6 separate regions of the Mus musculus genome follow, and all the other regions are linked to region 1. Evidence: chromatin loops called from intact Hi-C (ENCODE). Cell type or tissue: heart. All regions are shown on one strand. Region 1 has its middle 54 kb from the start of Il1rl2. Region 2 overlaps Rfx8 (regulatory factor X 8). Region 3 has its middle 30 kb from the start of Gm35741. Region 4 overlaps Il1r1 (interleukin 1 receptor, type I). Region 5 has its middle 42 kb from the start of Il1r1. Region 6 has its middle 23 kb from the start of Gm35741.

What was found. A loop is a pair of places that touch in the nucleus more often than their neighbours do. Peaks named below come from ENCODE experiments on the same cell type or tissue, not always from the same donor. Only the 100,000 strongest peaks of a DNase experiment are listed, where the experiment ranks them.
Region 2: a loop joins it to region 1, with 2.2 times the contacts of the local background. A loop is called at or near these places in 6 of 42 quality-filtered maps.
Region 3: a loop joins it to region 1, with 2.8 times the contacts of the local background. A loop is called at or near these places in 2 of 42 quality-filtered maps.
Region 4: a loop joins it to region 1, with 2.2 times the contacts of the local background. A loop is called at or near these places in 2 of 42 quality-filtered maps.
Region 5: a loop joins it to region 1, with 2.8 times the contacts of the local background. A loop is called at or near these places in 6 of 42 quality-filtered maps.
Region 6: it touches region 1 in a loop (3-fold over the local background); 2 of 42 quality-filtered maps call a loop at or near these places.

What each region holds. Positions count from the first base shown.
Region 1 is chr1:40,376,528-40,381,527 of GRCm38, reverse strand. No RefSeq gene overlaps it. Among named protein-coding and RNA genes, the nearest start is that of Il1rl2, 54 kb to the right of the region's middle. In heart, CTCF peaks have their summits at 1,274 (motif pointing left) and 2,573 (motif pointing right); DNase peaks (open chromatin) are centred at 347 and 4,597.
Region 2 is chr1:39,683,102-39,688,101 of GRCm38, reverse strand. It overlaps Rfx8 (regulatory factor X 8), which reads left to right. Exons shown (of 15, transcript NM_001145660.1): 8 at 2,494-2,607; 9 at 4,352-4,502. Among named protein-coding and RNA genes, the nearest start is that of D930019O06Rik, 34 kb to the right of the region's middle. In heart, a CTCF peak has its summit at 2,071 (motif pointing left); a DNase peak (open chromatin) is centred at 2,061; H3K27ac peaks cover 1,220 bases.
Region 3 is chr1:40,177,016-40,182,015 of GRCm38, reverse strand. No RefSeq gene overlaps it. Among named protein-coding and RNA genes, the nearest start is that of Gm35741, 30 kb to the right of the region's middle. In heart, no CTCF peak of the experiment used is centred here; DNase peaks (open chromatin) are centred at 65, 965 and 2,295; H3K27ac peaks cover 235 bases.
Region 4 is chr1:40,271,048-40,276,047 of GRCm38, reverse strand. The region is part of intron 1 of Il1r1 (interleukin 1 receptor, type I); the gene reads right to left. Among named protein-coding and RNA genes, the nearest start is that of Il1r1, 7.0 kb to the right of the region's middle. In heart, no CTCF peak of the experiment used is centred here; a DNase peak (open chromatin) is centred at 2,357.
Region 5 is chr1:40,221,920-40,226,919 of GRCm38, reverse strand. It overlaps a transcript of Il1r1 not described here. Among named protein-coding and RNA genes, the nearest start is that of Il1r1, 42 kb to the left of the region's middle. In heart, no CTCF peak of the experiment used is centred here; DNase peaks (open chromatin) are centred at 1,939, 3,129 and 4,009; H3K4me3 peaks cover 546 bases; H3K27ac peaks cover 2,246 bases.
Region 6 is chr1:40,169,614-40,174,613 of GRCm38, reverse strand. No RefSeq gene overlaps it. Among named protein-coding and RNA genes, the nearest start is that of Gm35741, 23 kb to the right of the region's middle. In heart, no CTCF peak of the experiment used is centred here; DNase peaks (open chromatin) are centred at 313 and 2,533; H3K27ac peaks cover 1,222 bases.

The DNA of each region.
Region 1 (5,000 bases):
AGAACTGAGTGTCAGGAAGAACGAGGAACTGGGTAACCCTGCCTTGATTCAGCTCATCTGGCCAGTTTCAGACACTGTGCCTCCAAAATAGACAACAATGAGCTACAAAAAAAAAGGGTTGCTGTCTGGTGGCAGACACGGGCATAGGCGATTGCTCATCCCTGAGAGGGGCAGGGTGCTTCCTGGAGGCCTGGAGATGCACATAGGCTGCTGCTCATACCTGGGCGTAAAATCTTCTAGTTTCTGAAAGAGGATGGAAAAGGATCTTGAGCAGACTGGTGTATCTGAGACCACTGCAGGAAGCTGGGTCAGGAACTTCCGGTACGCAGAACCTCGGGGACCGCAGAATGCTGCGCTGATGCAGTTAAAGAGAAAGAACGTCAGGGTTAAGGAGCAAGGCCAGAGACACTGGGGAAGGTAAATAAGAGGGCTCACAGCTGGGTATGAGCCAGCCAAGCTAACTAGTGAAGAGAAAGCACGGGATTCTGAGAAAACAGCAAAGTTGGTTCAGGCTGCCTCCTAGAAAGCCCGTTGCCCTAGCAAACATCTCAGCTCTCCTTGCTGTTACATCTTTACGCATCGAATTTTATCCAGTGAACCTACTTGTAACAGACTGAATGGTGAAAAAAGATTGAACCTAAGAAAACCTCTTTCTGTTCCAAGGGGGATACCACCCCGAGACCACCTCAGAGGTGGGAAAGGGAAGAGAGACAGTTGAATAAAAATTATGAGTCCAGATCCTAGAGGTAGCTGCTTGGCACAACCGCGGTTTGGCGCACTCTCCATTCTGGAAGGTGAATCTCCACTTTCTTGACTGTTCAAAAGAACTCTTGACTACTGGCTCGCTCTACCTGTACCCTAAAAATGTTTCTCTCTGGAGAACACAGTTAGGATCGGAGGTGTTTCCTCTGTAACCATGGGAGGCTTACCCACAGCATGTCAAACTAAGCATAGATACATTTCTCACAGGACCACCTCAGTCAGAGCTCTGGGCAGATTCCAATTTGTCAAAGGGCATGAAGGTGTTACCAAAATCCACGTGATATCCTTGGCAGTGAACCAGAGCCGCAGCTAAGAGTATCTGAGAGACAGGGCTGACACCATGTGCGGTGAGGCTCCACTCTGCATCCTGTAGGTCATGATTTTCACAGTTCAGTAAGACTAATGATTCTTCCACTGCCTCCAGCAATGTGCATAGCCCCTTCCAGTATTATATAAGCTAACCTTCTAGTTCTAAACAGATTCTACTCAGAAGGAAAAGCACGAGGGTGCCCCCTGCAGGACAGAAGAAACAACCCTGTGCAATGTGGAAAGGTTGTGTTTGGAATCCACCAGCTGCACTTTTGCTGGGGTTTTAAAGCGTCGGATTTGGCACTGACATTAAACTTGTACATAACCCCAAACTGAGATGCAAATTTACAACATGGCTGATGCCCACAAGAACTTCGGGGGCAGAGGTCGTGACACTTGTGCTCCACTACCTAATTTTTATCCTTGGCAACGCAGGAGCCCCAGCCCTGGGTAAACCAACAACAACCTGTGCCACAGGTGTCCAGGGACCCCAACATACTCCCTGTGCTCCCTCTCAACCCTATTTCACCAGGTGACATTGTTCTTAACACCAAGGGGGAGACTCACTCAAAAAGGTTTAGCATCCCTGCAAAGGAACACTTTAGCTGAAGCCAACAGCTCGCCGGAAAACACAATGTGGCCCATAGTGCAGATCTTTCCCATGCTCATCGTTCATGGGTTAGGGAGTCAGACCACCACTGGGCCCCTCTACCAAAACCACAGAGGTGCTGCTGGCCCTGACAGAGGGAGGCCACATTTGAATCAGCCAATCGGTGACCGCTGTTGTTTTTGGAGCTCCTGCCTGATCCATTGTACCTACCAGTAAACATCAGATACCATAATTGCTGGTGCCAATTGCTGTAAAAATAATATTAGTGTAGTCGGGCTAATAATTATTACAGTTACAGGCTGAGTCACTAGTCTTTTTTAAAAAGTGTACAACGTGCTCTCAAATAGACAGCATTTTTCCACAGACACAACATTACCTCTGACAGAAAAGCCAGCCTGCCCTCGTGCAATGTGAAATCAGAAAGAACTGAACACGGACACTAAATTACCTGGAGGTTGCGTGTATGAAGCATATCAAATGTAAATAAAAATCGTTATCAGACTTGGTGGGACCCAGCCCCAAGGTATCTCATTATGCATATTTAAGTAGTTCAAGGCCCACCCCCCAAAGATCAGAAGGCTTGAATAGATATGGTCCCAAGTGTCTTACACAAAGACTACCTCATCTGTGACAGCAACATGCGGGACTTCATGGAGGCCTCACTAGCACATTTTCTTACAAGGAATCGTGACTGTGGTATGCTTTAACATAGGCAGTGTGGTTTGCCTGAGGAGGAATCCAGCTCATCTTAGAAGCAGTGACCCACCTGCACAATCCAGACTAAGGGGAAGAAGCACATTCTTAGCCTGAAGTTCGAGAACCTTCTAAAAGTGGTGCCCTGCGAAGGACTCCGTTGCCCTAGGAGAAGCGTCATTCTTAATATCGCCACTAGAGGGTGCCACAGCGCCACGGGGAAATGCCAAATGGAGTCTTTGCTCTACTTTGGCAAATTAAGGCATGATTTTCTCCCTAGTCTCCTGGCTTTTTCTTTCTCAGGGCTCTTTGCCCACAAACTGCTTTCTTTTCTTCTTGATGTCATCCTTTTACAGGGGCAGGAAATTATGGTCACTGTAAACGAAGTTATCAGGTAACTAAAAGGTTAACAAATAACAAAAGTAGATGTGGTTCATTAAAGCAAAGTTTCTAAAACAAAATAAACAGAGGTCTCAGATCCTATGTTTTTAGGTCTTGCATTTGTATGGATATACTGAGTTCAAAATAAAATGTGTATTTCCCCCATGCATTTTGTACCAGCTTACAAACTGCTCTTTTCCATGGTCCTCATGGGTGGTTGATGCTGGTGTGTTGGCTCAAACTCGGAGTCTAGCCTCTGCACACCATCTTGCTTGTGGGATTAGTTAAGAGAGAATGCAAGTACTGCCCATGGCCAGAAGTAGCCGTACAACTTTTGAAGAATCACCCCAATTCCTAAGCGGCTTCATTTTTATTTTCTTCAGAATGATATTAATTATAATGCTGATGAAGGGGTTAAATCTTTTTTATCTTTTTATTCATTTTCCTAATTTAATAATTTTATATTCAGTTATAATTACATCTTTTCCCTTTACCTTGATCCCTCTGACCCATTCCTTATATGTCATCTCTTTATTCTCTCTCAAACTCATGTCTTTTTTGCTTCTTTTTACATACTGTGAAGACCAGGCAGAAAGAATGTTTAAGAGTCAGCCTCTCAGGGACTTTACTATAAGATTGCATTTTCTAGAAATCATTTTAAAAGCCCACTGGAGCTTATAAGTACAGCGAGTACAAAGATTCAAAAGTCTGTTGTTTTCCTATGCACCATTAAAAATAAATATAATTCAAAATGCCATGTATCAGTTTTTGAATATCAGCTGACATCTATCAAATGCACATAAAATATGCACAGCAAATACGTTAATTATTTCTCAATAAAACTAGAATGGCATAAGTGAGAAAGACAACATTCATTATTAAATGGAAATCCTAAAATTTAAAGATACCGATTCTTTCCCATTTATAGATTTCGTCCAATTCAGAGCTTAATTCTAGCAAAATATTGATATATTTATTCCATATTTTACAGGGAAAGATAATACTAGCCAAGAGAATTTGTAATTTCACAGCTTGGGATCTAGCCTGAGGACCTGAACATGCTAGGCCAATGCTGGGATTCTAAGATCTGTCTCTAGTCCCAAAAGTCTATGTTAGCATCTCTTGGATTCCATAAAAAGAGAGGTTATTTTGATCCATAATTCCAGATGTTCATATAAAACATGCCATTAATATCTCTGGAAAAACATAACTGGTTTTGAAAATTACCTTGGAAACTTGACTAAAATTCCTCACCATGGATGCACGCTCGGCACCTTTAAGGAGACTGGCATTTAACCATTTGCGTAGTTTTCTCTGGGACTCCATTTTTAGCTATTTACCTGTGAAGGATTTCTCAGTGCATGGTGATGAGCATGCTGAGTGTGCAGGACTTGCTCCACCGCACCTGTGATAGAAGGGGTTAAATCTTAATGAGAGAAATAAAAAGAAAGGAGAGAGATAAGGGGCCTGGACCACACCGGAAGGTAAGAGTTTCAGTGCGGAGAGCTCCCCATGTTCACAGACAGCAACACACAGCCATGCCTGTCAGTGTGAAGAACAATTCTCTCACAGGGTAGAAAAACATGCTCTGCATACCAGTCTATTTTCTGATTTTTTTATTAGTGTGTATTAATCATACAAGATAACACAATTCTCCATGACACCTTCAGACATGTGTATCTTATGAACGTTAACCACATCAGTCCCTGCGCTGATTCCCTGTGTAAGAAATAAATTGTACCGGTGCATCTTCACAGTGAGGTCCCTCAGAGAACCACAGATGAGCCGGGGGACACTAGGACCCTATGTTCCCTCCCTTCCTGACAGCTGGTGCCTGCTTGGCTGGGCGCTGTGGGGTTCAGCCTAGGTCACGGGCAGTCTGCTGCATGCTACAGGCTCCTCAAACCAGACAAGGAGAGAAAGTCAAGTGCCAGGATATTAACTGATGAGACTTGTTGTCCTGAGCCAATAGGATGGGAAAGGGAACAATACTAGACATTATGAAAGTTTGTATCGCCCTGAAGAACTGGGGAATATAAATACCACTGTCCTGCACCCAGTCTGCAGGCTGTCTTTTTTATCCTTTCTCTGGACTGATGCTCCAGTTTCCAAGGTTGGAGGCTGTATTGCTTCAGTGTCACAACTCTGTGCATCCAAGATGTCTATTATGAAGTGAGGGCCCCCCGGGACTCTTATTATGAAGTGTGGACCATTTTTTCCCTGCCTTCATCTTCCCACAGAGTCC
Region 2 (5,000 bases), 690 kb after region 1:
ACCTATAGGGTGACGCTCTGAGGTCTCCCCATTACACAAGGAGGGGTGTAAACTGAATGTGGGAAACACATTTTTAAATTAGAGTTTATCTAGCCTATTGTGAGCCTGACTCGCGTGCGGTCAGAGGACAGTGTTCAGGACTCAGCTCTGTCCTGCCAGCCTGTGGGAATCAGGGATGGAACTCAAGAACCCATGCTTGGCAGGACACACTGAGCCATCCGACTGCCTGGACTTTACTCCTCTATGTATGAGATAAGAATCCAGAGAAGCAAGAGCACATTCAAATGGGAGCTTTCCTGATGCTTCCGGTATCTAAGCATTTCAGCTTTGAGCGGCAAGGCTCTCAGCGTGAGCACACGCGCCGTGGAGCCGGAGTGAAGCATGGCAGAGTGGGAGACACCAGTGTGCCCCTCTCTGTCTCTGCAGCATCGTGATGCCAAGCCTCTCACAGCTTCCTTCCACTCAGCAGATACTTGCTTAAATCATGTCCCGTGACAGCTCTGTTTCTGGGACTAGGAAGTCATTTTCCACAAGGCTTGAGGAATGTGTAATTTGGTAATGAGGGGAACAACGTTACACAGTAAGGCTGACGAGTCCTGCCCCTGTCCGTTAGTCACCCCTTCTCGACTGATGTGTGTCAGCAACTGTTAACTCCCACAGAATACCCGAGATAAGAAACTTAAAACGCAGGGATACTGGCTTTAATTTATGGTCTGGGGAATTTTGGCCCATGTCTTCTTGGCACTGCCCTCCAGTTTGCATCTGTGAAGAGGCAGGGAGCAAGCATCAGAACAGCCTGTTCCTCCTGGGCGAGACACTGAGAAAGAGGAAGAGCCGGAGGTCTCACCATCCTCTGAAAGCTCACAGCCCCAGTGGCCGGGATGCTGCCTACTAGGCCTAACTCCCAAATGTGCCACCACCTCCGATTAGCACACCAGCCAAGGACCACACCTTTAAGCAGTGGGCCATGGGGAAACACTCTAGATTCAAACTATAACAATTATTATAAACAAAATGCCTAGGGAGGGCTTCTTTATAAAGAGAAAAGTTTATTTTGGGTCACAGTTTTAAAGGTTGAAGGTCTAAGGATGATAGCTTTCTTGTTGGCAGCCTAGAGCAACACAGGAGCTCGTGTGCGTGTGCATGTGCGTCTGTCCATCTGTCTGTCTCGCCTTCTTATGGAGTCATGAGCATCCAGTCATCAGGCCTCTACCTCGATGGCCTTCTGTAATGCAAGGCAGTTCAGTCCAGGCAGTCACAGGATCAGGTAGAGGGAACACACTGGAGAAACACTTGTGTTTCTTACTCACTAATGAGCAGGAGCAGGGAGCTTGGAACATGGGTAGCCAACCAGGCTATGAGTGGACAGCTTTCCTGAATCTACTTGGACAAGTCTGTCAGTGTTCCTGACACAGATCCCAAGTCATGGTCCTCCTGGTGGCTCTCACTACCTGGCCAGGAATCACTTCTGGCCTGGGGTTCCTGGATACCTTAGAATGTCCCTGCCCATGGAAATCCCACAGGACAGGAGCCTTATGCTAGAGAAATGGCTCAGTGGTTAAGAGCACTAGCTGCTTTTGTGGAAGACCTGAGTCCACTTCCCAGCACCAGCACGGTGGCTCACAGCTGTAACTCCTGCTCTGGGGGCTCTGAGGCCTTCTTCTGACTCTGTAGGCATGCACACACGCGAGCACATACAGAATTAATAATAAACCTTTAAAGGAGGTGGGTGGTCTTTATCAGCTGGCAGCTGCCAATCTAATTCAAAAATTGGAATCTGGAAACAGGCAAATAAAACAGAAAAAGAAGGAACCTGACTTTTGGCCCCTTGATGTGTCCCCTACTTGATCTCTGAGAGGGGCTCATGTGGCTTCACAATTGGTGCTGAGGAGTTAGGCACGAGGAGCAATACTCTTACTTTTTTCTTTTTTTTTTTTTTTAAGCTGGAAAAAGAGCAAAGTGATCAGTCAGCCAGCCAGTCAGTCAGTAAGCTTTTCTTCTCAACCCTTGATAAAGCCCCTGTAGCCTTCATCTTATGGTAATCAACCAGGGCCCTCTGGTGGCCAGAAACAGCTTTCCCTGTAGGAAACACCCTCAAGGAAGTAGGTTTCCTAGTGGAGGGCCAAGGCAGAGTGATCTGCTATGGTTGCTAAAAAGAGGTGTTTCCTCTGGAGAGATGGTCCAGAGGTTAAGAGTGGTGACTACTCTTCCAGAAGACTCAGGTTCAATTCCAAGCACCCACATGGTGGCTCACCACTGTCTATAACTCCAGTTCCAGGAGATCTGACATCTCATACAAACATAAGTGCAGGCAAAACACCAGCGCCCACCAAGTAAGAAGAGTAGTTTCCAAACACAGCCTGTGAAGCTGATATCATAACTTTGCATGCGCTGGTGTGAGGCCTTGCCATGGCCTGTGGGGTCACTGACTATGAAGGGCTGAGGCCCACAAGGCACAGCCTGGGTTGCTGATGATATGTTCTGTCACATTAGGTGGAGGATTTAATCACATCCTTCTGGAAATCTCGGCAGCAAGACACAGTCATGCTCATGTCTCTGCCCGACGTGCGCCAGCTCTTAGGATGCTATGACATGCAGCTGTATAAGGTGGGTGGACCCTTGACTCCCCTGGGCATCCCTTCCAGAAACAAATGCCAGTACTCAGGTGAGAACAACACCCCCAATATACACCAACACAGAATAGCACCCCCAATACACACTAGCCCAGAACAGCACCTCCAATATATACCAGCCCAGAACAGCATACCCCAATACACACCAGCCCAGAACAGCACCTCCAATACACAACAGCACAATACACAACAGCACAATACACAACAGCACAATACACAACAGCACAATACACAACACCGCAATACACAACAGCACAGAACATACCCCATAAACATACCAGTCCAGATCAGCATATCCCAATACATATGCCAGCCCAGAGCAGCACCCCCTAGTACATACTAACCCAGAACAGCACACCCCAATATACATACCATACCAGAACAGCACCTCCAAAACCCACCAGCCCAGAACAGCACTTCCAATACCCACCAGCCCAGAACAGCACCTCCAAAACCCACCAGCCCAGAACAGCACCCCCAATACACACCAGCCCAGAACAGCACCTCCAATACACACCAGCCCAGAACAGCACACCACAATACACACAAACCTGTGTACAATGGACAGGGCCTTTTACCTTTTGCTCTTTTAAATTTCCTCAAACACAGAATATAATGATCCATGATTCAGATTTTAGCCCATTTTATTTTCTGAACATTTCAACCAAAGATGTGTGTGCGCTCTCTCTCTCTCTCTCTCTCTCTCTCTCTCTCTCTCTCTCTCTCTCTCTCTCTCTCTCTCTGTGTGTCTCTCTCTCTCTCTGCATATATATAATTTCTTGGAAACAGGACCCCTTGATGTAATCAAAGCTGGCTTTGAACTTACAATCCTCCTGCCTCAGTCTCTGGAGTACTGGGATTATAGGTGTTCCCAGGCCAGTCTTTTAAAAAGGCATTTTCAGGGGGCTGGAGAGAAGACTCAGAGGCTAGGAGCACTGGCTGCTCTTCCAAAGGACTCAGGATCGATTCCCAGCACCCACACGGCGGTTCACAACCTTCTGTAGTTCTAGTTCCAGGGAATCTATGCCCGCTTCTGAGTCTCCTCAGGCACTGCACACATGCATTCAGGCTAACACTAATACACATAAAACAAATAACATCCAGAAAAGATGTTTCAGAATGCAGAGCCATGGCTGATCACTCTGAAGCAGCGCCACTGCCAGGCTGGCTCTGCTCAGGAACGCCGGTCTCTGGAGCACTTAGGAGGTCAGGTGGACATCGGTTCTGAGGTCTTTGTTCATCAAGAGTCCCACTGGTTCGGACTTAGGGAGCTCATGCTTCTAGTTTGTCACCACAGACGTAGAATAAAAGGGCTGACTGACGCGGCTCCTAATGTTGGTCCTGACCCTCTGCGTTCGCCAGAGTGGGCGTGGTGCTGTTGCTTGCTCTGTTTTGGCTCTGGGTTTTGTTTGCTTACTTTAATGGAATCAGGGCCTACACTGAGGGTATGCCCCAGTGGCATATGCACAAGGCCTTGGGTTCCATCCACAGAATGTGGGGTGGGAGTGGGGGAGATTCCATTATCGGTATCTGAAATACTGAGCTGCCAGTTCCGGCACACACCAAGGTGGCAGGGTGTCCTGTGCTGGAAGCAGTGGCTGACTTAGGTCATTAGTGACCTCCCTCAGACCTGCCATGACCTAGCCTGTCTCTGGGTCACTTGTCGAAAGGCCCTGCCCTCGCAGGCCAAGTCACTCTGCTCGCTCCTTTCTCTGTAGGGCCTGGAAGACATGCTGCTCCCCGACTTCCTGGAGGACGTTAGTATCCAGTACCTGAAATCTGTCCGGCTGTTTAGTAAGAGATTTAAACTGTGGCTTCTCGGTGCTCTGGAAGGGTTTCCTGCCATCTTACAGATCTCTAAGCTCAAAGGTAGAGTTCCACACAAAGCATGAATTCTGTACAGCGAGGAGGAATGTACAGCATCATGCCCCGAGCAGCTCACAAACAGCTGAGATGCATTCCTCGCTTGCTTCTGTGCCAATGGATAACATACAGGCCACAAGTCCAGCATAGGGCAGTGGCAGATCTCATCTAGTCAGGGCTTGTTCTCTGGTTCAGAGACAGTCTGTCAGCTTTGCCCTCACATTAAGGGAGAGGCGAGGACTCTTTCTGAGGTCTCCTCTTTTAGGAGCACCAATCTCTTCAGGAAAGTTTTGAGTTTTCGAAGAGTTTGCTTTATCGGGCACCTCCTCTCAGTACTGTCACTGTGGGGTGGTGCTTCACCTCATGAATAAGAGGAACACCAAGCGTCCCGTAGCAGCCATCCCGTAGCAGATAATAGGATTCTACAAGTCTCTGCCACACAGGCTTAGATTGGGCATGCTGCCCCTAGCAGAATCCCTAAGCCACTGGGAAAGAAGCTGGCGA
Region 3 (5,000 bases), 200 kb after region 1:
CAAGTGCTGCAAGAAGCAGTGGTTCCCAGCTCTGGGTCATCAGATCCTGGAAATGGGAAGACGGAAAACAGTAACCACACAGGGAAGCCAGGAAGCTCGGCTCCAGCCATCCACTTCCCTGAAAAGGACCCTTGGGAATTAAATGGCTGTCTTCTGATATTTCACAATTAGTCAAGACAAGGGCCTTGGAATTTGTCCTAAACTAGTGTCACACCTCGTTTTCCAGGTTGAAAACATATTGTCTGGGGGTCACTTGCACCATCCTGCCTCCTGCTCAGTAATGGGGCTTTTGTTAGTCTGTGGTGTTTGTTGGAAGCATTGTCAGCCCGAGTGGCTTTGCTTCCTTTAAGACACATACACATCATGTGTATAGGTTAGGTAAATATAAAGCAATTTGGTTGTTTGAGGTTATATTAGTCCCTTCTCCCTCTCTCTCCTGTACTGAACACCCTTCCTCCTCCCCAGCTGAAGCCCCACCACATTTTTTCATTTTCCAGTTCATATCATCTGTATCCTTCTATTCTCCTCTCAGAATCCCCCTCCTCCACCTACAACCCCTCCAATGGCTAGCTTTATGTCAACTTGACATGAGATAAAGTCATCTGAGAGAAGGGAATTTCAACTACAAAAATACCTCCACAAGACTGAGCTGTAGGCAAGCCTGGAGGACTTGTTTTTTTTAATCATTGATTGATTTGAGAAGAGACTATCAACTTGAGGAATGGAGGCATGGGAGCATCTCAAAGGAAGGGGCTTGAAGGGGCTAGAGAGGAGGAAAGGGAGTTGGTGAAGTGATACAACTCTACTGTCATTTAAAATATACTTTTAGAAAAATACAACTGCAGAGGGGCCACCGCATGATGTCTTGTACCTAGTTCTCAGGAAGCTCCAGTGGCTGAGAAGAGAGGACCACAGCCAGGGCTGAGCGATCCTGGAAGCCAACAGCTTTGGCTTTGGGCCCCACTTCTGGGCTGCCTTCCATCTTTTCCCATGGCTCTGTTGCAATTTACAATAATGAGTGTTATACACATAGTTGCACACATGCACATTCCCATGAATATACACATTCACACACACACACACTTTTGATATTTTTAAGAGTACTTAATTGTCAATTATGATTCCTTCTCAGCTTTCCAGCTGTATGCTAAATGCACACAAGAGATCCAGCTTCCTAATAGTCATCCTATCCATCAAGAGAATATTGACTCCTCAGAATGCCCAAGTCTTCAAGGGTTCCAGTCTTTCATACAAAACAGTGTACTATTCTATACAACCTTCACACTCACCCCCTATATTTCAGATCATGTCTGAGTGACTCTAAATATCTCAGACACTCTGAATGCTACAAGACAACTGGAAATGGTGCCCAGAATCTGTTCGTGTCCAACACAGATGCAACATTTCAAGGCTACTTCCCATCCATGTTGGGTTGAAGCCATGGTTGAGGAGCCCACAGATACATAGGACCACTGAGCCCTGTTACTAGGTAAACAAGTGCCCCACAGTTTCCTAAGTGCCACACTTAGGAAAGTCTCAGACTACTCTCAGGATGTTCATTAAGGAGGCAATGTCATCATGTTATTTTAAAACATTTTTAGGTATGAAAGGAAGGAATGTTTGTCACACCTCAATGGATAGATGCTAAAGGACAAGTGCTTTGCTGTCGTTGTTTGAAGAATATTATTTTTCTCATAGTTATTAGTTCCTTGAGAATTTTGAGAATATTTTAATCATATTAACCCATCTCCCCCAACTCCGTACAAATACATTCCCCCTTCCCTACTCACACAATGCTATGTCCTCCTTTTAAAAAAAAACACATTGAGTATAATTTATGCTGCTCATACACTCCTGGGTATGTGGCATCCCACCAGAGTATGTCTGACCTACCAGGAGCCACACCCTTAAAGAAAACCAAGTTCCCTCTCCCAGCAGCTACTGGTTGTCACTAACTCCGAATCTGCGGATGGGACGTTGAAGCCAGGTGTTTTATGGGATGAAAAGTGAGAATGACCCTTTCCTTGGGGTTCTAAGAAAATAACTTGTCTCTGTGAGCCTCTGTTTCTTATTTGGGACTGAAGACAGTCCTGCCTGCTCCACCGGGGGGGGGGGGGTGCCGAGACTGGATAAATGCTGTGTCAGGAAGAGAAGAGAAGGAGGGTGGAGGACTGGCCAGCTTTGGCAAGTAGCTGGGCTATCAGAAACCCCTCCAGGTCCTGAAGTAAATTACACAAGCCCTTCAGCAACTTTCCCCCAGTTTTATCTACCCTGGAACACACATCCTCCCTTGTGATTTGACTGCTGGGTCAATGGCCTGTGCAACAGGCTGGGGCAACTTCATGCTCTGATTCATTCCAGGCTCCTGGTCTGAAAGGGATTGCCAGATCCGGAACCCTCTTGAAAAATCTTTCCCTTTCTTTAAAGTCAACCTCCTATCTCTCCTCTTTAAAGAGATTCAGACCACTGGCTAGCATCCCTCTCCCTTCCTTCTTCCCTTCTGCCCTCCCCCACCTCCCCTTCAATGATAACAGGCAACATTCCTTGTACATTACCCTTAAGAGAGAAGGGGAAGCATTTTTGTCTAAAGTCAATTTAACCACAGTTGATTTTCAAAACTCAAACCTTAAAGGCCTTGACTTTTAACTGGCTATCTGGAACACAAAAGTTTGCGTTTGTTTTTTATTTTACTTGTTGGAATGCCTCCGTATACATCAAAATCAAACATCTGGAAGTCACGAGCATAGTTTACACAAAGCACAGTTCTTATTTCAAAGAAGCACACGTCAGAGCTGGCATGTAACACAAGTACCATGGGAGTGTCTCTGGGTTTGAGACCTCAGTGAAAGAATGGAATGGAGAAACTGGGCTTCCAGTTCCAGCATATAATCCAAGAGACTGCAAATCTCTTATGGAAGCTCCTCCTTCACCATGGAGACAGTTGACAGGTGTGATGGTTTGTATATGCTTGTCCCAGGGAGTGGCACTATTAGAAGGTGTGGATCTGTTGGAGTAGGTGTGTCACTGTGGGAGTGGGCTTTAGTACCCTAGTCCTAGCTACCTGGAAGTCAGTCGTCCACTACTAGTCTTCAGATGAAGATGTAGAAATCTCAGCTCCTCCTGCACCATGCCTGCCTGGAGGCTGCCATTTTCCCACCTTTATGATAACGGACTGAATTACTGAACCTGTAAGCCAGCCCCAATTAAATGTTGTCCTTATAAGAGTTGCCTTGGTCATGGTGTCTGTTCACAGCAGTAAAACCCTAAGTCTACAGGTGAGGATAAATGTCTGAGGACATGAACTTAGAGGAAACATGGAATTCACAGAACTGAGCAAACTAAGGAATCCCTGAAAAGTTTCTGGGATCCAATAGAGCAAGTCTCTCCCCCCTGAAAAGAGAGTCAGTGTAAGACATCTGGGAATCAAGGACACAATGCCCAGGATCCAAGTTAACAGCCACCACCTGGTAGCTACTATATGGGCAATATTGAGGGTTGGATAGGAGGGAGGTAAAAGATAGGAAAAAGTGAGAAAGACGGAAGGTGGGAGAAGGGAGGAAAGGAAGGAATGAGGGAGAAAATATTGAGCTAGCTTCAATGCCTGATGGGCCATATGTAAGACTGAAAGAACCTACATTATATTGAACTGGTGTGCTGGATAATTTTAACTGTCAATTTGATAGTGCCTTGAATCACCTGGAAAGGGAATTTCAACTGAGAAACTGTCTAGATTAGTTCATCTGCAGAGGTGCATGCTGGGAGCAGGGGGTAGGGGTGAGGGTCTTGATTGTTGATATAGGGAGACCCAACCCAATGTGAACAGCACCCTTCTCTCATTTGGAGTCCTGGACTGTGTGAGAGCAGAGAGAGCTAGCTGAGTGTGCAACAATCAACTGAGCATTCACACGTTTATTCTTGCTCTGGCCTCGACTGTGGGCTCAAGGCTTAATGTTCCTGCTCTGAGTTCTCCATAGTAATGGGTTCACCTGAAACGGAAAATCAAACAAACCCTTTCTTACCAATGTTGCTTTTAGTCTGGATGCTTTATTGCAGCAACAGAATCAAACTGGAGCAACTGGGAAGGAAAGCTGATGGTATCTCCCACCATCCTCAGAAGAAGGGATCCACAGTTGCATTATAGAGAAAGCAGGTACCATTTTGGTAACTAGAAGTCACTCTGCTTCTCACTGGCCCTCGAATCTTCTGGCTGACTCTTAGTGTGGCACTGTGTCAGTTTATGCACCAACTGTTCTACAGCCTAAGAGTTCCTCAGTTCCAAGCAAGCCAGGATGATTGGCCACTCTACCTGCTATGTATGTACCACTTTTCCACATGTCCTGTTTCAGTTTTTAGTGGAGTAAAGACATTCAGACTGGGTCGATTTCATCAGGAAAAGTGAACACAATGCCACTACTTCACTAATTAAAATGACCAAGAATGAAATTAAATAAATAATTAAAATACAGCAGAGTAAGACAGAGTGCAAGTTAATGCCACCAGAAAGCTCTGTGTACCCATTAAAATGACTAAATTTAGATGGACAATAATAAATGTGGGCAGGACTGTAGTGGCAATTTTGGGATTTTGATCTATTTTTTAAAAAACAAATATTATAAGAAATATTATGTTTTTGTTTTAATCCCAGATATGGAGATATGGGGCTGCTTCAGACTGTCTGCAGCAGCTGACTATGATTTGCCTAATGCTCTAGTAGAGGTGTGATTTCACCCGCTGTAGATAGTTTCTGTGGATGTGTGATATTTAGAGTTCTGGGGACTTTTCAGAGGGTATATAAGTGCTAGGGCCCTGAGAGATGGGTTGGTTGTTATTAGTTGAGTTTTTTTAAATAGCCATGCACAAAGAAGAAACAACAATAAGTAAATATATATCCGGATAGCAAAGATAAAATTTGTCCTAAGGAACTTAACACCCCTAATCATCAGGAAGTAGTCTAATGATAATAACACTCCCATTCTGACTCATGAGTTTATTCAAGGATC
Region 4 (5,000 bases), 110 kb after region 1:
AGGGCCACCAGCACCTCAGGACAAGTCTAAAGGGGTTATCCAGTCATGACAAAGTCAAACAGAGCTCAATGTACCACGGTCCTTTAGGATTTAGGACAAGAAGGCAAAGGAGTCAGAATTTGACACACAAAGGGTTAAGTGGGTTAAATGCATGCACCATGTGTTTTGTCAGAGGGACTCAGAAATTGATAAAAATCCCTCTGGGGATGACTGTCTCTCAGTACTGACGAAATACTAGGCTAAGTAAGGCTTTGCCACACGCCCAAAGAAAAAACTTGGAAAAGTCCCTTTGAAGAGCAGGCACATTAGCTTCTTTGAAAAAAAGTGTTTTTTTTCCTTAAACCAAACATCCATATGCCCACTTCCCATATTCAGAATTTAAAATAACTTCCAAAGAGCTGTGTGCAGTTGCCTTGCTGGTGTGTGCCGTAGGAATCTCTCCAGGCATTGTTTATTTCTGCAGTTTCCTCTAGCATCTTGGAGTCTTTATTTTTTCCATGTCTGAGTCATTTCCGTATTCCTATTAAGAGCTGGTGGGGACCTTTTAATGTCCTCCACTAAAACAGACTGACCAAACCAACGCTAAGCATTTGCGGTAGACTAAATACACTCAATCCTAACTATGAGTCACGCTGGACTCAGGAGGTAGAACTCAGCATCACACTCACTGTTCGGGGGCACAGTGGCTCACCGTCCTCATCATTGGACACATTACAGTGCAAAGTCAAAGAGAACAGGCAGGAGCTCCTCCCCCTCACTCCCCAGGAGCCTCAAAAATGACTTTAGCTGATGGAAACCACCGAGAACATACCACAGGGAGGCTCACAAAATGTGAAGCAGGCAAGATGGAATTACGTGCATCGGGGACCTTCTACAAAGAAGACTCCCCATTCACCCTAGCCTACTCTGCTTTCCACCTGAAACCCCCTTTAAATGGCTTCACTCTTTCCGCTTCTTACTCATGATTGGACCACCAACACTGAAGCTACATCATAACTCTTCCTGAGAAACACTGCCCAAGCCAGGAGCTCTCCTTATGTATTTAAAAAGAAGGATACTTCAGTCTCTAGCTCAGAGCACCTGGCTCACCCCCATCTCTGTCTTGACTCTGGGGATGGATACATATTATCCAAATTCCAGTGTTCTGTTACAGCAACAGATGCAGCCTATTGGAGCGCTAGACTCAGATTGAAAAGCATCAGTATGAAGTAAATTCTCACTTCACAGCTAGTGTCTTGGCAGCTGCTCCTAAGTACCTGTGCTACTCTGCCCCAGCATGCATCTCGTCTATCCTTCCCTAACATCACAGAGACCTGTGATGGCTCTGAGGTAACCAATCAGACTCTGGCCTTGGGCATTCACACACACACACCCCTTCCCCAGAGCCAGGGGCAAGTTACACAGCATCTCAGGGTACAACATGCAGGTGCCTCAGATGTTTCAGGCAGCTCCCCCCGTGAGATGGGAGAAAGCAGGAGAGGCTCAGCCTGCACCCATATCCCTGTGAGCAGGGAGCTGTGTTCCACAGTGTACATGGGCCAGGTGCATGATAAGTACTAGTGGAAGACAGATGGGGGGATGGAAGGAATCCCTCACCCACCATCTTTGAAGTCCACATGAGCAGGCTGTTACAAAGCCAGGCTACCTCTTAGTCTCTTCCACAAGCACCCACCTGTCTTTCCCTGTGTCTGCTGTTAGGAAACCTCACAAGCCCCTCAGTAGATGCAGCCATCTACACTAAATAAACTATGGCTTACAGATCATCCAGATTCCAGTGTTCTGTTACAGCAACAGATGCAGCCTAACATAGCGCTAGACTCGGATTGAGATGCACCAATGTGAAGTAAAGTATGGAGGGAAAAAAATAGAAAGTAAGAACAAGAATCAGTTTGACAATTACTGACTTCCAACAAAAGCCCCTTCTCAGAAGGGTGGTGGCCAGGACAAAAGCTGCGAAGGATGGACAAGCTAGCAGCAAGTGGGAGGGAGCTGGCCCTCATCCCAGGGTCAGAAGGGAAAGAGGCAATGCCTTTCTATCATTCTGCAAGAGCTACCTTGCCCAGTGAAGGAACAAGGGAAGTGACAGTCGTGGGCCCCGACATAGTACTCAAGGCACGGTCAGACCTGAAGAGAGTATTCTTCTTGTATGTGGCCATACTGAATTTATTAGAGAGTTTCTTATGAATGAGAAATTTCCCATGAACTTGAAGAATTCTCTTCCTCTTCCTGAGGAATTCCCCCAACACTGAGAACCCTGCCTTCCAGAACAGAAGCTAGGCAGGGCGCTGTGAGATGTACTGCAGACACCCATTGTGTGGGTCCACCTCAGAGGAAGCTCCTAAGTGCTGCTGAGGAAAGCCTGTCCTGGGCCTGGGAACTCAGTGTGCAAAGACAGGCTGTGCTGGCCCTATGGTAGGATCTGCCTAGAGCAGGCACAACAGTAGCCCATAGTTACCCCCAAACCCTGTCTTCAGCCAGCTCTTTCCACATTATAAGGGGATCTTAGTGTATCTCCAGCTGACACCCTAATCCATACATATAGCTACATTCCCCTCTATACAACCCTGACAGGACTCCGTGGCAGACATATTAGAGTGAAGTCCCCCAAGGCACCCAAGACAGTCTTTGGCAGCCATTGAATGGGAGTCTGGGGAGTTGGGTAAAGAATTACTGGGTACCCAAGACCCTGAAGCATAATCAAGAGGCAAGTGCCGGCAGTCCAATCTCTAGTGGGCCTATCCTTTAGGTCTTATAGACTTGTTTTCTGACAGGGGACATTCTGGTGAGCTGCAAAGTGGACCTGTACAAATCATGGACTTGGGGGAATTCTAGAGGAAATTCTAAGGAAGTCGAACCTCAATAGAAACCCAGAGGGCGAGTCTAAATCAAGAGTAAGTTCCTCCTCCTCCTCCCAGGGATCTGTTGGAGCCAACTTCCAAGTCTGAAATGTGTAAAGGAAATCTTAACCATGTTTAGTCTGTCATCTATCTATTCATCTATCTATTGTCTACCCATCTATCATTTATCTATCTATCATTTATCATCTATCTATAATATACCATTTATCTTTCTTTCATCTATCATCTATTTCTAATCTATCATGTATCTATAATCTACCATCTATCTTTCATTTATCTATCATCTATCTCTAATGTATCATCTATTTCTAATCTATCTACCTACCTACCTATATAACTGCTATGACAAACTGCTTGACAGCAAGCAACTTATAATGAACAGAAATTAATTTGGCTCGTAGTTCTGGGGTCTGAGATCATGGTGCCAGCACTGTATCTGTGTGTGTGTGTCTGTGTGTGGTGTGTGTGTGTCTGTGTGTGTGTGTGTATGTCTGTGTGTGTGTGTGTGTGTGTGTGTGTGTGTGTATTCGCACACGTGATGTATCATCCATGGAAGAATGTGGAAAGCAGAATGTGGAAGGGCAAGAAAGGGCAAGAATGAGCAAGCAGGAGAGGGTTGAACTCACTCCTGTAAAACCCCCATTCCTGTGAGAATGATCTCACGTCCCAATACTGACATTAATCCATTCCTAGGAACAGGGCCTTCGAGACCTAATTGTCTCTGAGGTTTGCCTCACACAACTGTACTGGAGATTATGTCTCCCACCTGTGAACTCTTCTGACCACACTCAAACCACAGCACACACATTCCACATTTCTGTCCTCATCCCTACATGCCTACCATCCAAAGCAATGCCTCATAGTCCTCCAGCATTTGTAACACATCTGTAACCTTTCCCCCAGAGATGTGTCTGCATGTATAGACAACGTACAGAGAAACATTTAGAAAATTCAGCTCCTATTAATTTTGTCATAATTGAGAAAAAATGAGAGTTTAAACATATACCCCAGCTTATGAAGTGCCACAGCCTACATGTCTACTGGAAATGGATAGAAATGTAAAGAGTGGGATTCGGTATTAAACTAAATCCACCAATGAAGATGGCGGTGCTCCCCGGGTGTACCTTGGTTATATACACATTCAACTATCTAGTCAATAGTTGACAGCCTTAGAATCAAAAATGTCAGTGTGACAGGGAAGGCAGAAAGGACCGCATGAGGCCGCAAAACCATTGACTATAGAAACCACTGTACAATTCTGTACTTACAGGAACCTGTGCTTGTGAAACCAGAGTGGGCGCATTTCCAAGGAAATCTACAGACACGCAGGAACTTGAGTCTCTCCCACTGTGTTCATCAGTCTTCCCCAAAGAGATCCAGCCAAGGAGTTGTTTTTATATTGACACAAAGGTGAGTGTGTCGCTAAACGGGAAGGAAGGTCGCCTCCGAGATCTCTTCAAGGGAAAATGAAGAGGCATCAGAGAAGTAGACCTCAAGATAAGCTACGTTGTAGTTCCAGGGTGGGTGTTCACATTTCATTTCCCCTTCAGCCTTTGTCCTGAATGTCTAAGTGATGCTGTCCCTTATCAATTCCTGATTCCCGGTTATGAGAAATGGAAGCATCAAGGCCACAAGCTCAAACCCTCAGGATAAGATAGAGCATCTGACACCAACTTCTAAAAAGTCCATGGGCCTAGGAATTTACTAGTCTCAGAAAGGAGAGGGTGGGGACACATGATCTAACTGGTGTCGATTCTACAGAGATTAGTAACAGGCAGTGTCACATATAGACATTCTAACCATGGGAACCACTAGAGAAACAGCTGTACAGAACTACCAGCAAGAAAGCCTCAGACACAAGAAGGGACCAATTAGACTCACATCTTGGAAACCCAGAACGTCAAGACCTTCAATTTCTCAATCATAGTACATTTATTTTTGCCTATTTACCCACATAAAGAGGGGAAGGAAGTATCATTTTTACCACAGAGGATGCAGAAAGATAAAGATAAGGTTAAAAAAAAAACTGCCAAATTGGCTTCATGTGCTACTATGGAAAGTCAACACTCAGCTGTCTAAGGCTTAAAGCTATAAGGTGGCCCATTTCAGCGAAGGCACACGGGTTTAAGGGCAAAAGGGGAA
Region 5 (5,000 bases), 150 kb after region 1:
AAGGTTTGTGGGCCCATAGTTTTTAACCAGTGTCTGTGCTGTTGAAAATGACTTTTAAAGACGAATTACCTGGGGGCTGGAGAGATGGCTTGGCAGTTAAAAGCACAACCATCTGCTCTTGCAGAGGTCCTGAGTTCAAATCCCAGCAACCACATGGTGGCTCAAGGCCATCTTTAATGAAATCTGATGCCCTCTTCTGATGTGTCTGAAGACAGTGACAGTATACTCACATGCATAACATAAATCTTTTTTTTAAAAAAAAAAGATGAATTACCCTATTAGAAATACCGTCTTAATCTCAGAAAGTATTCCCCGATCATCTGGGTAATTCTCTTCTCGCCCCTTCCTAGCAGATCAACGTGCTTACAGTGAGCATAGAGAACAGGTACAGAGCATACAACCCACAAAGGGCCAGCTGCTCCTCAAGTACATGCTGGGACTCGGCATACGCTTTGGTCCCTGCCTGTCTGCACCTTTGGGAGAGTTCCTCCCTGTGTTATAACCATCTAGAAGCTCACCAACACAGCACAAAACTAGCGTTCTGTGTGAAACAATTTGGAGTCTAATGAATTAAATGGAAGACAGTAAACTTCAATTTGCCGCACACACCCTCAGATTTTTCCTTATTTCCTGTCTTTATTCTTTCTGATTCTGTCCCCTTTGTTGTTGTTGTTGTTTGTTGTTTGTTGTTTGTTGTTTGTTGTTGTTGTTGTTATTAACAGAAAGATGGCTGATGGGAACTATAAAGGTTAGGGTGTCCAATGAGAAATCAGAGCAAAGTTTATAATCCTCATTTGAGTGCGTACACAACCTTCTCTATTGCTATGTACAAAGCCTCCAAACAGAGAGCTTACACAGCAAGACTCTGTGTCCAAAACAAAACAAAAAAGAAAGCATGTTCTTGTTTTCCAAGGCTGCTTTTTAACTCTTATGGAAAGAAGTGTGTGTGTGTGTGTGTGTGTGTGTGTGTGTGTGTGTGTGTTGCCTGTAGGGTACATGATCACTTCTGCAACGAGTGGCTCCTGGTAATAGCTTTGCAAGGCCCTCAGCACACCCTCTAGTGAGGCTGTCCTCCTCCAAGAACCCTCTAGTGTGAGTGCATCCCTCTATACCGCAGTCACTGATGGGAAGTGATGCTTCTTGGTTCTAAGGTCCAAAATGGCATTTTAAATCAACCTCAGAAACAGCTCTTCTCTTTACAACCCTCCCCACTGGTGCAAGAGCCATGACTGTGATAGATTACAAGTAGCTTATTATAAGTGATGTTAACTCACAAACAGTATGCTTCAAAGGAGTCTACAATAAGTCCTAAAAGTACTTAGAGATTATAATTTCCATGCATTTCATAGTGAATCTCCCACACAATGAAGCCTAACTCCAGGCCACCTTAATATGCTAATGCACACCTCTTAATGTTAAAGTGTGCCCGTAGGGATGTAAAATACCAAGAAATTCTGTGTCTCCTTTGAGTGAACAGCATAGTGTTATCTTTACTCGGTTTCCATTTGTCCTTCCCAAATAACTCTTCAGCGTGTAAGTAAACATCTCCACATACCCGAGAAGGAGGAAAAATACCGAGACAGAAAACCCTAAAGTGCAGCAAGCCATCTTACCATTTGTGTTGTTCACGGTTCGGGGCACTGGGAACTCTGATGACATCCAGCGACATTTCTCCCCGAGACAACGTTTGCTGAGCAAATAAACACTGGCTGTTAAAACGAAAACTGCCTCCTCAAGTCAGCCCAGGACAGCATTACTTACAGTTTGCTTTGCCTCCAAATGATTACTGGGCTGGCGTGCACAAGAATGACAGACAGCTCACTTCTAGTCAGACGACCCAGAGAAAGTGGGCTCCTGATGACGCCTGTGTCAGAGCCTCTTGGGTTTTAATCCTGCAGTGACACATCTGGGGAAGTATGAACAGTATGAACAGGAAACTCGGTGCTGGGCAGTAAGCCAGAAGCATTCAGCAAACGTGCCAGGCCCTTATGAAATATTAGTACCCTGGCTGCACATGAGCCTCCCACAGTTCCCAAGGCAGGCTTTCTCCCCTTGTCTAATATTACATTAAATCTAGATGAACCCACTAACATATACCTGGCCTAAAATTACAGTCCTACCCTGATTCTTCGCAGACAGTGCCTGGCCTGGGATCTAACCCCACCCCCAACACACACTGCCATCTCCCAGTCTATGCCACAAAACTTTACTCAGTTCAAAGAGTTCAGAGCCAGAACCCTATACCTGGAAGCCTGGAGCCCCTTGGGGAGGCAGGGGGGCGGGGCTGCTGCAGGGCTTTCTCACTTATTCCTGCTTCTCCTGAGAATGTTCTCAGAGTCATAAGAGTGTGGCCTGTCATCATGCTGGCCTCTACTCCGCTATCACAGATAGCAAGCCACCTAACTACCTACTCCAGGCTATAAATCCCCTGTCAGTTGGCCTTGATGGACATTCCTGGTTGCTCTCAGTACCCTTCCCAAGATGTCTTCATGCAACTCAGAATGGCTGTCACACTGTCTACAGAAAACAGTGGGTAAATTTTTGGTTTTTTAAAAAAAATATTATTAATTTAATGTATGTGAGCACACGGTCACTATCTTCAGACACACAAGAAGAAGGCACTGGATCCCATTACAGATGGTTGTGAGCCACCATGTGGTTGCTAGGAATTGAACTCAGAACCTCTGGAAGAGCAATCAGTGCCCTTAACTGCTGAGCCATCTCTCCAGCCCTAAATCGTTGTTCTTAATTTGAGTGCTTAGATCCCTTTTCTGCCACTTACTTAAAGGGGACCCCACAGGATGTCCTCCCTCCTCTTTTACCTTGTCTTCTAATATTTTCCACTGTTCCCCGGAGAACAGCCCCCCTTGACTCCCTGGGATGATCCCCTGCTGTAGATTTTACCTTCTCTCTTCAAGGGCTGGTGGGGATCTGGGTCAGGCTTTCTTCTGGGAAATGTAAAATTTTATATCTATGTTAAGATGAAGAGAACATGCTATATTAGGTGCCTTTCTCAAGACACCTCAGCCAGGCAGAGGTGGGCCCTATCTGCTGCAGCTTTGTAAGTCTTAACTGGGATCCAGATGATTGGTTTGGAAACAGGATTTGTCCAGTCAGGAACTGGGTGGTTTCCTAAGGGTTTCCTAAGGGTCTCACCCTTCTGGGTGCCTTTTTCTGGAAGGCTTTCTTGTGCTAGGCGGCAACCAGGCAGCCGTGATGAACTGGTAATTAATAAAAGCAAATGGTCTTATTTAGGCCCAGACAAGAATGATGGCAACCCTGAGCTGCTGCAGGGGCTGGGGGCTGGTTAACCTTCTTGCTATGGTTTTGTGACCATTACAATGGGTAACACCCTGGCCCAGCACACACAGTGGATGTATACATGCTGAGAAGTGGCACTTTCCACCTTTGCTCCCACGTGGAGCGGGCTTGGGAAGAACTGACCTGTCCCAACACCAGGTGTCTGGAGGTCTGAAGAAACGAGGCCCCGGGGCAGACTCCCAGATAGCAAGTCCATCCCCCTTCTGCCTGGTGTATGCCTTCAGGACCAGTCAAGCCACAGGAAATCGAACCTAGGTCTTAACAATAGTGGAAAGTTTATCCTGAAAGGGCCACTCACTGCCAGTGGGTTTTTAAAGATTTTGAGAATATCATACATGCTTATAACGTATATTGGTAAAACTCCAGCCCCTATTTCTCCACCCTGCTTTTCCTTCCCCTGTTAAGCCTTCCTAAGACAAGCACTGAGGTTATCTTCGGGATGGAATTCACACTCGGGAAGTGGAGGGCCTTCCAGGGAAGAACCGAGGAAGTGCTCCTCACTGGTCCATCCCAGGCTATCTCGGCACTTTAAAGAGATGGAGCCAAGGTATCTTTCCATCATTTAAAGCTAGGCTGGGAGAGTATGGGTTTCAATGATCAGAATCCCCGAGTGTCTGACACCCCAAGCCCACAGCAGTGACAGGGGAAGAGCGAGAGGGAGCACGCTGCGGAAAAGGAGCCTCCCTGCATTTCCTCCGCAGGAACAGTGCGAGCCAGTTCCAGTCACCAGCTTCTCCTGACCTCTCCTCCCTTCCTCCAGTCCTTTCCCTTACACCCTTCCCAGTCCTCCCGAACCTTCTCACTTCTGCTCCCTCCTCTGCTTTCATTTCTTCCTGGTACTCCCTCCCCCTCTTCTCCCACCTCCTGTTTCTCTTCCTATTTTTTTCTCCTGCTTTTGATTTTCCTCCTATAAAGATTGGGAGAGATAGGGAGGCTCTGGGTGGACCAGAAACCATCGGACAAAGGAGAGGCTGCCTTGGGGGTGCCCACAGTTTTCAGAGAGAAGCCTGCTGATGTACTCACAGCCAAGCTAAAACACTCAGCAATGCAATATCTTCCACTGACTTAGAGGGTGGGTAGCGCTTCATTCCAGAGGTATTTCTGGCTTCCTAGAGTGGGAAAAGCAGAGATGGGGGGGAAGAAGTAGAGGGGGAGGAGGGGGAGAAGGGGAGGGGGAAAGAGAGGAGGGGAGAGGAGAGGAGGGGAAGGGAGAGGAGATGAGGGGAAGGGAGGAAAGGAGGAGGAGGAAGAGGAGGAAGAGGAAGAGGAGGAGGAAGAGGAGGAGACTAACCCACCCAAGGCACTAAGCATTCTCCCAAGTAAGAATTTGCTTCCCATACTTCTCCTCTAATCAGTTTAGCCTATTCTTCCTGGGCAGCAAGAGGAGAGGCTCTATCTGAGGAATGTTTCTGGTCCTCTTTTTTTACTGCAGAGTTTCTTCTCTCACCCTCAACAAGGAGAGCCCTATTAAGGACGTATACTCTTAGTTAGCAAACAGGAAAGCCCCACGTGCACTCCTGTCTGGGCTTTGCCAGCTGTCCAGTCACCCGCCCACAGAGTTTAGGGAAAATAAATAGTCAGAGTTGACAATGAAAATTCAACACAAGAAGCTAATGGAAATTTTCCCGGACTTCAGTTTCTTCCTGAGTGCTACAGTATGCAACAATCTGAGCTGATTC
Region 6 (5,000 bases), 210 kb after region 1:
AATTACAGGCGTCAGCAGAAACCTGCACCTTTCAGCCAGTAGAATCTAGGGGAACCTGGAACTTTGCTACAGGGTATGTGTGGTAGAAGGGCATGCATGAGCTGCACACTAGGGAGAAAATTCCCAAAGGAGATGACTTTCTGGGAGTAGGGAACTACGACATTAGGCTGGCTATGTTCGGCTCTCAGGAGTACCTCTGGCAAATGGCCCCAAACTAGACATGAGTCACAGGGTAGTCTGGCTTCTGAGAAGACTGTAACTCTCAGTCCCCTTGACTCACCCTTATTCTCTGTAGAGCAAGCTTCACTTTGCAGCCACCCACGGATGCTGGACACAGAGGGCACTGTCCCAATCAGAGCCTCTTACTAAGCCACATATCCCACACTCCACTCTGGTGGCTTTAGCTCCTGCTGAGGAGACTGCCTAATACAATGGGGACCAGATACTCTTGGGAGTGTAGGTCCACAGTTGGGCAGTGTCTGAAACAGAGGCAGAAACCTCTGAGCCTTGAAGAAGCTGCCATCCCTTCTCTGGAGGGACAGGCTCTCCGCTTTAGAGATCGCAGAAAGCGAGGCACTAATTAAGAAGAGAAAGGGAAACTTCAAACTTCCTGAGTTAAAACAGTTCAGGTTTATCTGTTGGAAAATAATAGCTGGTCTCACTCACACTGTCAGGAAGAGAAAGGGAAACAGATTCCCCAGCCACTTAGGGTCTGCCCACTCATCAGGCAACTGATTGTTTAAAATGTATCAGCTATTTTCCTAGGCTGGCTGTCTTCTAGGTAGCCATCTTCTCAGGGCCCCGAGGATGTGGAATCTGGAAGGAGTCTATGGGTTGAAACACTTCAGACCCAGGTTTGAGCAGCCACTTCACTGGGACCTTGGGCAAATTATTCCGCCTTTCTGGACCTGTTTCCTTTGTGTAAAAGAAGAGATAAGTGGGGCCAGACCATGAGGACTAGCTTCCTCTAAAGAGCAGGTCTCCTGACACATGCACATGTACACTCTATATGTGGGCATAATTGTATCTCAGTCAGGCTGTCTACTGCTGTGATGACATACAATGACCAAAAGCAATTTATTGAGGAAAGGATTCATTTGAGCTTACAACTCTCAGGTCAAAGGGAATCATTGAAGGAGTCAAGACAATACAATACTCGCAGAGTCTACCCAAACACTTTTCTTTCTCTAAGGAACTTGATCATTCATTGACTATGGGTATCTGAGTGGGTCCAACCGCTAATATTTATGGAAGGGTGGATGCCTGGCTATACCACTATTATCCCCATCCACAGCAAAGGAACTGGGAATCTTAAGATTTGACATCAATCGTTTAGGTTTGACATTTTAGCTGCAGTCTTGCCCCTGCCCACAAATTAACTGTTACTAATAGACATGCCAATGTGTAGGAAAGATTGAATGTCAACATGAGCCCTGTCTAAGAATACATATCCTCACAGGTCCAATCGTGGCATGAATGATACAGGAGTAACCAATCATTTTCTGATTGACTCTAAGGCCCACTCCATGAGATAGAACCCACCCCTGAGCCTGACCAAAGTATCCAAGAATCTGCAGCTAAATAAGCTCCAGGCCTTGGGAGAGAAACCAATTCTATTTTCTGCTAAGAAATCATAGTATATATGACTACAAATGACTCCCTAAGAGGTCAGTAGAGGGCAGCTAGCCCAAATTGATCAGTCTGCAGAGAACAAGAGACTTGGAAGAGGTCAGGCTTGAATAGAATGTACAAATCACATCCCTTGCCTGCTAGTAACTAACATTACTAGTGACTTCCTCATGGAAGAGGGTTTGGAAAGATTCAAAGAGACAGAGGTGGTCGATAACTTCAAGGAAACAGTATTTTACAGAAATAACCAAATCAGGCAGTTACAGGATGAATTCACCTATGCACCTATGCATAAGGTCTGCACAGGCTTCAGACAAGCAAAAAAAAAAAAAAATCCCAGCATGAACCAGGAGAGGTGAGCAGGCAATCCCACCCTAGCGGAGGAGTTGCCGAATCTGATAGCTTCTTTGGGAAGGAACGGCTATTCATGATGAGACCCCTGGTAGGTCACCCACTCTTCAGGGAAGGCTGGACTCCCTAGTGTTTGGGGAGCAAACTGAACTTAATTGGGGGGAGGGGTGAATAGTCAGCGTTGGGTGGGTAGGAAAGTGAATGAGGTGGCTTTGGGAGGAGTTGGAGGAGAGGTGAATATGATCAATGGACACCGAGTGAAATTCTCAAAGGATTTATAAAAATCGTATTTATTTAAAAAAAATGCAGTATGCAAATATGTTGTCACAAATTTCCGAAGCCTGGTGTTGAGCCACTGGTTCCTGGAAACTGCACAGAGCAGCACATTCCTAAATGGTGCTTCTCCGTAAGTTGAGATTGCTCTCCAGGATGAGTCATGAGGAGGCAGGAGGCAGCCACTGCAAACTGAAGCGCTGATAACTGTGGTGTGATCTACAAGCTCACAAGCTGAAATCTAGGAGGAAGTCTCCATTTCCAGAGGGATGCTTGCCAGCTACCAAGAAATGTCTGAAACAGGGAGTCCATACAGGAAAGGCTCTGAAAGGCATGAGCGCCTGGCTGCTGTGTTCTCACGCAAAACTTTAATAATTAAGAGATCTTGGCAGAAATCCCAGTGAGCTCATGAGACCGGAGGGTCCCAGTACTGCCTGGTGGCTCTGGAATGAGAGCATCTCCTGCAGAGGCTGAGGACCAGAAGCCACATCTATTTCCAGGGCCAAAAATGAAGTATGTCATTGACAGTTTTTTTCCAAGTTGAAAATTCCCACTTTGTTACTTACTAACTGAATAACCTCAGATAAATAAATCAAATAACCCTTCTGAGACAGAAGAAATAATAGCTAGTAATCTCATTGTCATTGAAAAGTGACTACCTCCATATGAGATAATTATGCCTATCCATTTTGATATAGCACCAAGGTAAACAGACTCAGTCTATAGAGCCCAAGGGCAAATACTCAAGACATTGTGATTCAAGGAGTATATTATGAATACATAACTATATATGTGAATCAAGAAGCATATTATGTATACAATGTATTTATATATGCTGTATGCTATAGATGCAATGATCAACTGGCCCTTTTCAACCAAGTTCTGCACCTGCAGATTTGTCAATATCATATTTTAAAATATTAGAAGAAAGGTCTTGGAATGTATCTCAGCATCAAGAACCTGCTTAGCTTCTACTGTGGGCTACGCACAGACAGCCTGGCTTCCATCAAGGCTAGATCTTGAACCCTGGTAGAACCTGATGGGTGGTAATTCCCACCTACATAGGACGGTAGGTGTTCGGCCATGTCTCCTGGACCCCTGGCACCTGTCGAAGTTACCGCCCCCACAGCCCCCACAGACCCCACAGGAGAGGCGTGGCTATCAGCCTTGAAGGAACAGTACCAAGCCTTCCCACATGCAAATAAAGTTTCCCCCCAAACTCAGTCCAAGCCAATGAGAGGTACCTGCTGTCAAACCCTGAATCACCCCAGAACTGTATATAAATCCTATCCAGGGGATTAAAGGTACACAAGAACTACTCCTTCGTCTGAGCCTTTTGTTCCAAGAGCTGTATGTAATACTTTGGCAGAGATCTTCTCTCCTGAAGAGCCACCTGAGGCCCCAGATGGCACTCTTCACTGGATAGTTGGCTTTTCGTAGGCACAGCCCAGTCTGACTCAGTTCAGAGAGGCTTGGAGTTACCGAGAGACCTGGAAGGTGTGGTAAAGACTTCTCCCTGTCTGCACCACTCCCCTTCTCTGGAACCCTCACACCCAGCCTGGACAGAGATCTCCGTGGAAAACCTCTGGTACCCAGGCCCACAGTCTACAAGAGTCTGGGTTCAATTCCCACACAAGAAAAACATTGATAGAAAAACTGTATCTGTACAAGGTATGTACAGATAATTTTTTCTTCTCATTTCTTAAACATGATTATCTATACAGTACTATATCCTCTTACATAGTATGGATATTCAAGAGATGTTTGAAATAGTATGAGAAGATAAATTATTTATATTTATATATACATATGTATATATACATGCATATATGTGTGTGTGTGTGTGTGTGTGTGTTTTATAGAATTAATAAACCATTTCATCTAATGTCTTTGAACATGTGCAGTTTGGGTATTGAGCAAGAGATTCTAGGAAAAGCACCATGTTATATATCCAAACACACACACACACACACACACACACACACAAACACACAGGCGTGCGTGCGTGCATGCGTGCGTGCGTGTGTGTGTGTATTTGGATATATTCATGATATATATGTATATATGTGTGTGTGTATAGACATACACAATGATTATATACATATATATGAGTGTATATATACATATACATATTTCATAGGTCCCTTTATAACAAGAGAAAACACTGCAGCCCACCTGTCTGCTTAAGTAGGCCTCCCTATCCTTTGGACAACTGACTGGAAGCGAGGCTACCAAGTCACCACTTTCCAGACTGATATTCTGAAATGAACAGTTGCAGCAGACTTGGTAGGGGTCCCTGATGCAGAGAGTATTCCTCGGGAGCCTCAAATAGGGGCAAGATAAGCCCTCTGGGAGTGAAATCAAGTATTGAATGTTGAGTGGGTATTTCTATAGTCTTCTCTTTTGGGGTCATAAACACCATCTCTTCCCTCCTCCTGGAGTCTTAACAAACCAAGGTAAAATTCCACCAAAGTTTTCCTTGGAAAATTAATGAGTGTGTTGGGCTCTTTTACAGGGCAATGTGTCAATGGATAGGAGCACAGGTGGCCTTAAAACAGCCATCCTGGAAGATCTGCAACCAGCATGATAGAGGATTCCACCAGAGCTGTGGAGATGGCGTCCTCTCCTATGATTCTTCCTCACCTACAACCTCTACAGCATTGGTTCTCGTCCTTCCTTAAGCTGTGACCCTTCAATACAGTTTCCCATCCTGTGGTGATCCCCATCAATAACATTATCATTTTGCT